2 separate regions of the Mus musculus genome follow, and region 2 is linked to region 1. The links are chromatin contacts, found by POLR2A ChIA-PET in ENCODE. All regions are on one chromosome and are shown on one strand. Each heading gives the region's core, a stretch centred on a gene start or an enhancer-like site at or near the end of the contact. The rest is flanking DNA. Distances are from core to core; before and after follow the strand shown. Region 1 holds the start of Ndufaf8 (NADH:ubiquinone oxidoreductase complex assembly factor 8). Region 2 holds the start of 2900052L18Rik (RIKEN cDNA 2900052L18 gene).

Region 1 (3,549 bases), core at 474-2,973:
GTAGGAAAAAGAAGTTGTCTGTGAGCCGGGCGGTGGTGGCACACGCCTTTAATCCCAGCACTTGGGAGGCAGAGGCAGGCAGATTTCTGAGTTCGAGGCCAGCCTGGTCTACAAAGTGAGTTCCAGGACAGCCAGGGCTACACAGAGAAACCCTGTCTCGAAAATCCAAAAAAAGAAGTTGTCAGTGCTCCTGGAATAGCAGAAAACCCCACCCTGATGCAGTATCCCTTCCTGCTATGTCAGGATCCCCTCCGTACTAAACACTAAACCCACCAATGGGAACAGTGCAGAAGGATACTGGCGATCTCTTCAAACAGGTAGCCTGGACATGGGATGCTATCATCTGAGGTCCCCTTCAACAGGATGGGGAGCTGTAGGGGAATGAGGGCCATGGTGAGCTGCCATCTTAGACAGGGTAGGTCCCAGCCACTGAAGGGAATGGAAGCAAGCCTCATGCTGACTGGGGCTAAAACTGCCCAGGAGAGAGTCTGGGCAGGGCCACAGTCACCCTAAGGGCCACAAAGCAGAGCTGCAAACAGGCTCTGCTCTGGCATGGAGGAGTGACCCGGGAAAGAGGAAAATCAACAAAGGTTCTCTAACGAGGTCAAGATGAGGTTCAGCCCCTGCCTCCTACACTAAGTAACAGCAACAGAAAGAATCTCAGGGCTTTCTGTGCATTGGATGGGTGAGACTACTGGGTACAGACCCAAAGAGTGAGAACCGCTCAGCTTGGGGACTTTAAGGTTCCTTGAAGATAGCAAACTTCCATCTTATTGAGTCATGAATCAGCTTGGTTGTGCTTGCTTACTTACTTCCTTGCGTGTCCCTGCAAGCCTATGGTGTTTACTTGGTTGAAATCTGGGAACACCTCATCTCATCCATCAGTATCTGGATGAGAGGGCGAGGTTTAGGAACATTTAAGACAAGTATGTCTTCACCGTGCTATTTGTCTACAGTGCCTTCAAGGGGATCTGTAGGGAGGGAGCTGCACAGTTCAGTACTTCAGATCTTGTCCCAGACTTGAGTGATCTGATCTCTTGTAGCAGGGACTCTTAAAAGCCTAAGAAGGGTCCCTGGGGCCACTCAGTGCCCTCAAGATCCAGTCAGAAAGCTCAAGGCAATCAATTTATTGCAGTCAACAGCTGGCAGCAGGCTCCGCTCTCGCCACCCCGTGGCTATGGCCTTCCAGATGCCCCCTGTCCCCCAGAGATGTACGAGCTTCCAGGATCTTCTGAAATGAAGCCTGGGGAGAGCCGATGGGCCCCGCTGGAGATCGCCCGCCGCCCTTGGGGTTAACCTTCTGCTATCACGGCAGGCACACTCATTCTCGGCAGCTGCTGGACAGTGTCTGTCCCCGCTAATCTAGCGAGGTTCCCGGGCGCCGGAGGTCAGCACACCCGGCGAGTTTCACTCACCCTATGCAAGAAGCTCAAGCGGTCCCGCAGGGGCGGCACAGCTGCCATGGTCCAGGTAACCTCCCAAACTGCCCCGCTTCCGCCAGGCTTCGATCCTCCAATCGTCGCGCTCCTCTCGCTCCCCCGACCAATCGCTCGCAAGGGGCGGGCACGAAGGCGGGAACATCTGCGTCTCAGCCAATCCAAAGTCTCAGCAAGAGACGGACAAGAACGGCGACCAATTACAGAAGCACAGGACTGTGACTCTGACCAACCAGAAAATAGGATAGGCGGAGAGTCCGGATGTTCACGCGTTCGACTCCGGAAGAGGCAGGGCCCAAGATGGCGGCGCCCTCGAGAGCCTAAAAGGACCGCTCATGTCTGTGAACGGAGCGGTGTGGGGGCGTGTGCGGAGCCGTTTCCGAGCCTTCCCCGAGCATCTGGCGGCCTGTGGAGCTGAGGTACGGAGCGAACGGAGCGGAAGCGGAAGCGGGATGGGTGGCGACTCGGGTCAGGTCCCTGTACTGTCCCGTCTTCCCTCAGGCCTCGGCTTATGGCAAGTGCGTGCAGGCGTCCACCGCCCCAGGAGGCCGCCTGAGTAAGGACCTCTGCGTTCGCGAGTTCGAGGCCCTGCGGAGCTGCTTCGCCGCCGCGGTAGGTGGGCGTGTCCCTGCTACGTCATCTCTGTCTGGCGTCCTCTTTTCCGCCAAGCAACTCCAGTGACAAGGGGACAGGGCCTCCAGTTAGCTGTTGGCGTCTTGCCGATGGGCAACCCGATGAGACCGACCCCAGCTCCACTTGGTTTCTCCCAGCAATTCCTGCTAGATGCCAGGGCAGTGTCCTGCTAGGCACGCACCCCTGACGCACCCTGTCCCCGAGGAGTAAAGTGCAAGGTCCGCAGCAGGTTCTCCCTGCAGCACGGAAGCGATGCTGAGAGCCGCTTGGGTTCTTGATCCTGGCCTTTTTGCCCATGACCCCTCCACTAGAGCTAGGGTCGGTGGTTAAGAACCCAGGGTGACAGACACACTGCATCAGAAGCAGGTCCACAGTAGCCTCGGCGGGAATGAGGAGCAGTGTTTGAGTTGACTACAGCCCAGCCTCACCTACATACAGCCTTTGGTTTCCCGGCAGAGGCTGTTCAGTCGTCAGGTGTTGCGCTTTTCTTGTTCCTTCTAACTTGACACAAGCCTTTACTCTTGTGGTTGGTGGCCAGCAGCTGTCATTGAAACCCTAAACACACTCCTAATGCTCAGAGTTTCTGCTGTCCCTGCCACCCTCTCTGTGGCTGACCAGAATTGTGTGACTCCATCTGCTGCTTTGCCTGGACCAGATAAAGGCACCCCCCTGTGGTTCCCCCTCCATCCCTGCCCATCTCATAACAGAAACTCTCAGTCACAGGGGCCAGGCGTCCTCTGTAGGTGAGCCCAGGCTGGGACCCCCCGAGACACACTAGCATCTCAGTTCTTTAGCGTGGTTGGGATAAGGTGGCATTTGATGTGGTAGATGTCTTGCTTTAAGCCATATCTAAACTGGAAATAAGTCACTGAAACAAAATGCTTTCTCTTCCAGGCCAAGAAGACCATGATGGGAGGCTCCTAGGAAGAGCGGTGGGCGTGGAGGCCCTGTCCTGACAGCACGCATATGGGCAGCAGAGTTCCTGCTGTGTAATGGTTCCTCCCACCCTGAACCATGGGCAGGCAGGGCAGGGCTGTTTCCCGGCAGTGTGTACATGAGGATCTGGATTTGGTTGAGATGTAACATGAAGATGATTTAATTTTGTATAGTTTCAGACTTTTATATATAAAGCATGGTATAAGGAACTGGTCTCTCCCAAGGACAATGTATTCAGAGGACACCTGCACCCCCACCCCACAAAGGTGGCAGGTCTGGACCATAGAACTCTGCTCTCAGCTGGGTGTGGTGGTGCACACCATTAATCCCAGCACTCAGCAGGCAGAGACAGGTGGATCTCTTAGGAGTTTGAGGCCAGCCTGGTCTACAAAGCAAGTTTAGGACAGCCAGGGCTTGTTACACAGAGTCAACCATCTCAAAACAAACAAAACAACAAACAACAACAAAATAAACCAAAACCCTGTTCTCACCTTGGGCTGGAGAGATTGTTCAACAGTTAAAAGCACATGTTACTCTTTTAGTT
Region 2 (3,549 bases), core at 548-3,047, 130 kb after region 1:
AGTTTTATGGTTGAGGGTCACTACAACATGAGGAACTGTATTAAAGGGTCGCAGCATTCGGAAGGGTGAGAAGCACTGCTCTAGAAAGGACCCTGATCCTCACGCCATGTTCTTCTAAAATGAAAAACATTTGTTAGTTTTGGATAGCAGGAAGTCAAGGAGGAAACCAGGATGGTTTGCTCCAAGCAGATAGCGAGCCCAGCCAGACATGCCCGGGCCCGCCCGGGAGGCCGAGCCCTGTGAGAGGAACACGGGAGCTTATTTTGGTCTTGTGGAACTGCCGGGGGCTGTGCGCCCGCGCTGGGCAGCTGCCAGCCTCTGGCGGCATCCAGAGGCGCGTCGGCAGCTATTTGCTGTAACAACTATTTTGAAACAGTATTGAGCGAAGGAGGAAAAAGGCCACTAGACTTAAGTGAATACTGAGGTTAGAGAGGACGCAGAGGTGGGAGCGAGACAGCAAGGAGCCGAGGCCTTTCACACTCTGGGAGCCTTTCGGGGATGTGAGACGACACAGAACGGGGTTGGGGTGGACACAGAACATGGCGGGGTTGGAGACAAATCCTCCTGCCCAGCTTTTAGGGATCCGGCGGTGCTGATCCCCAAGATTCTAAACCGGCTTGAGGAGGAAAGAAACCTCGCGTTCTCGTGTCTAGCAGCAGGCCTGTGTGCAGATGGATTACCGGTGTGCCCTTCTGACCATCTCCACCCGCCCTGGAGGGATAGATCCCACACTTGGAGATCTTCCCGGTCCAGCCTAGAGGACCCGGGTTACGCAAAATCAAAGAGTGGGTGCAAGCTGTCTAGGCGCGCCCCTCCCCCACACTGGCTTCCCGGGTCCCCTCGAGGTTGCAGCAGCTCGGAGGATTGCCACGCTGTGTCCTTGTAGCATCCAATTATTTCTCTCTCTCTCTTTTTTTAAAATCCTTTTCCCTTTTTCTTTTTCTTTTTGAAGGGACGGATGGGGTAAGGGAGAATACTTTAAACGGGGAGATAGATATAAAGATTCCTGGATCGGTAAACAAAATCAGTGAAAGAAAATAGCGAGGAACTCGAATTCCAAGCACTCAGAAAATCTGCGGCTTGCAAGAGATGCTTACACCAACCGAGAACAGGGGCGCTCGCGTTCCGGGGCCTCCCGTTGCCAGCAGCGGTTTCTCCCGAGCCGGGAATCTTCTCTCCGTGCGTGCGAAGCGGGAAACGGCTGCCCGCCGCTGGAGGGACCAGAACAACGGAGCTCACCTCAGGCCAAGCCCGGCCGGCGTTCGCCGTCGGGTCACCACCGAGCCACCGGGAGCCGGAATTCGCGCCCATCCCTCACAGGATGGCCTGATTCAATCGCGTACTGGATCTGCAGGAGATGTGCCTCACCGCAGCTCGTGCGCCCCGGCGCGCAGCAATCACCGCGCTGGAGAGGGCGCAATCCCGGGCTGGCCTCGCGCCTCCACCCCGCAGTCAGGCTTGTGTTCCCCGTCCGGCGGCCTGCGGAGACCCCGGCTTACCTAGAGCGGGCGGCGGCCGAAGCCCAGTCGCTTGCGAGGGGGAAATCCCGGAGTCCCCGCCCGCCGCCCCCATCCTCCCAGGTCAGCGTGGCCCGCAGGGGGCCAGGCCGGCCCGGCAGTGCGCCCGCTTCCCCTTTCTCTTCAGATGCCTTTGATCCCCAAGCTCTCCGCCGCACCTCGGCTCCCGAGCTGCCTGGGTCGGCCCGCGGGGATCCTGGAAACCGTCCCCGGTTTATCTCCTTTCATCAAGCGGCCTTGGGCAGCCTTGAAACCGCGGAGCCAGTAATTGCTTTTTTCAGGAGGCCCGGTGCGGACTGGATAACAGCCAATCAGCGCCTTGTTTACACTTAGTGATGGACAGCCCGCTGGCAAAGTGCCAACCAATCGTGACCGTTTTGCAGAAGCAAGGGAGGCGGGGAAAGAGAGGAGACCACAGATCTCAGATTTAACTCCTTTGTGTCCACGCAGGAAAGAGACTGGAAAAATCCAAAGGAATATAGCTGTGTCGATTGGCATCTACTTAAATACTCCCCCCCAACACACAGAGAAAAAGAGAAGCAGAAATTATGTATTCATCGCCACTAAGACATCACCTCTACTTCTTGAGAATAAATAACATTTGGGTAGGCAACCAAATTCTAACCGAAATATTTGCTTGCAGAATATTTTAAAAGCGCTTTGATTCTGATTATGATAAAGAGAATTGTTTAGAGGCTGTTTTCCATTGTAGAGAGAAATTTGCGAATATGCAGGGACAGGCCCTGAGAAATGCTAAGCATGGTTTTCACACCATGACAACCACCCCTAAAATTATCAAGTGAAGATATTTTTAAAATCTAGGGGCTGATAGAAAAAGTAAATCCTTATCTTGGCAACAGAGCCTCGATTTTCATTTCGATTGTTGCTACGCTGCAAAGTGTGGCGGAGGGAGATAATAATTGAGAGCGGACAGATAGATGGCTGGCGAAGAAAGGTACATCTGCCTCTCGGGCAGGGGGAAGAAGGGCATATATGGAGCCTGTGGGCATGCCTCAGGCAGAAGTGTATTCCTAGTTTGGGTGGGGGGCGCCTGGGAGTGGAGGTACATCAGGGTAACTCAGAATCTGCGCTTGGAAGTTGGGCCTACGTGCAGCAGGTTCTGCCACCTGCCAAACAGACCCTTGGTATGGACAGAGCATCTGGTTTACAGCGTGAGGCTATTTCTTCTTTTTTATTTTGTGCATAAAAACAAATAAAAATGCCCCAAACCTTACACCTGACAAATTATGGAAAAACAAAACCACAAGTCTCCCCTGGACACGGACACCCGTTCTCACTATCCCTAGCTCCTCTCCCGCCCTGCGCCACCACATTCCCATTCAGCAGCAATGATCTGCGCAAAGGAGCTGCGCAGTCGCTGGGCTTGAATTAGGCGCCATCAGGCTTGGTAGTAGCCCTGCTGCTCCCTGATTGGCAGCTCCCTGGCCCGGCGCCAGCCTATTGGGAGGCCTGTTTACGCCGAATGAGTGGCACGAGCTCAGGGCCGTGGAGGGCCGAGCAGCCAATCAGCGCTCGGGCTGCTCCGGGCTGAGTGGCACGAGCTTATTAGTATGCAGGGCCCGTGGCTCGCCGCGCCGGGCTGCAGGTTTGAGAGCCGCTCTGGATGGGCTCGCTAGAGTCGTTGTTGTGGAAGCCGTGCATTCACAGTGCAACAGTCAGCACATTGAAAATACCAATAGGAATACAAACCAAAGTCACATTTACTGATTTAATTGTATTGCATTCAATTGTATCCAGGAAACAGCCTCCAGTAAGTAACTCAAATTGCTTTCATTTTTAATTTTTTTTGCTATTTTTATTATTTTATTATATTATTTTGGTTTTTGGGGGTTTACATTTTTAAGCAAAAGAAATTCAGGATTGTGATGTTAAATAATAGAGCTTCCCTTTTAAAATCCGTTATGATGTTGAAAGGCTTTTTTTTAAAAGATGGACTATATATATGAGTACGATATTTTTTCTTCTGAAAAATTTTATCGATCGGTTTAAAATTCCCCCCGTAATGCGTCCT

Evidence for each region. ChIA-PET counts read pairs that join two places held with the same protein, here RNA polymerase II (POLR2A).
Region 2: POLR2A ChIA-PET joins it to region 1 with 11 read pairs in Patski. The contact joins the promoter of 2900052L18Rik here to the promoter of Ndufaf8 in region 1. POLR2A ChIA-PET finds 5 or more read pairs at or near these places in 2 of 5 experiments (Patski and embryonic stem cell).

What each region holds. Positions count from the first base shown.
Region 1 is chr11:120,097,211-120,100,759 of GRCm38, forward strand. It overlaps Ndufaf8 (NADH:ubiquinone oxidoreductase complex assembly factor 8), which reads left to right and starts at 1,724. Exons shown (of 3, transcript NM_001110242.1): 1 at 1,724-1,855; 2 at 1,938-2,048; 3 at 2,964-3,214. The coding sequence starts at 1,772. The coding sequence ends at 2,993. Tepsin (TEPSIN, adaptor related protein complex 4 accessory protein) reads right to left here and starts at 1,521. Exons shown (of 13, transcript NM_183137.2): 1 at 1,416-1,521; 2 at 299-371. The coding sequence starts at 1,463.
Region 2 is chr11:120,229,820-120,233,368 of GRCm38, forward strand. It overlaps 2900052L18Rik (RIKEN cDNA 2900052L18 gene), which reads right to left and starts at 1,798. Exons shown (of 2, transcript NR_151480.1): 1 at 1,676-1,798; 2 at 1-1,479. It overlaps Bahcc1 (BAH domain and coiled-coil containing 1), which reads left to right and starts at 3,128. Exons shown (of 28, transcript NM_001347621.2): 1 at 3,128-3,288.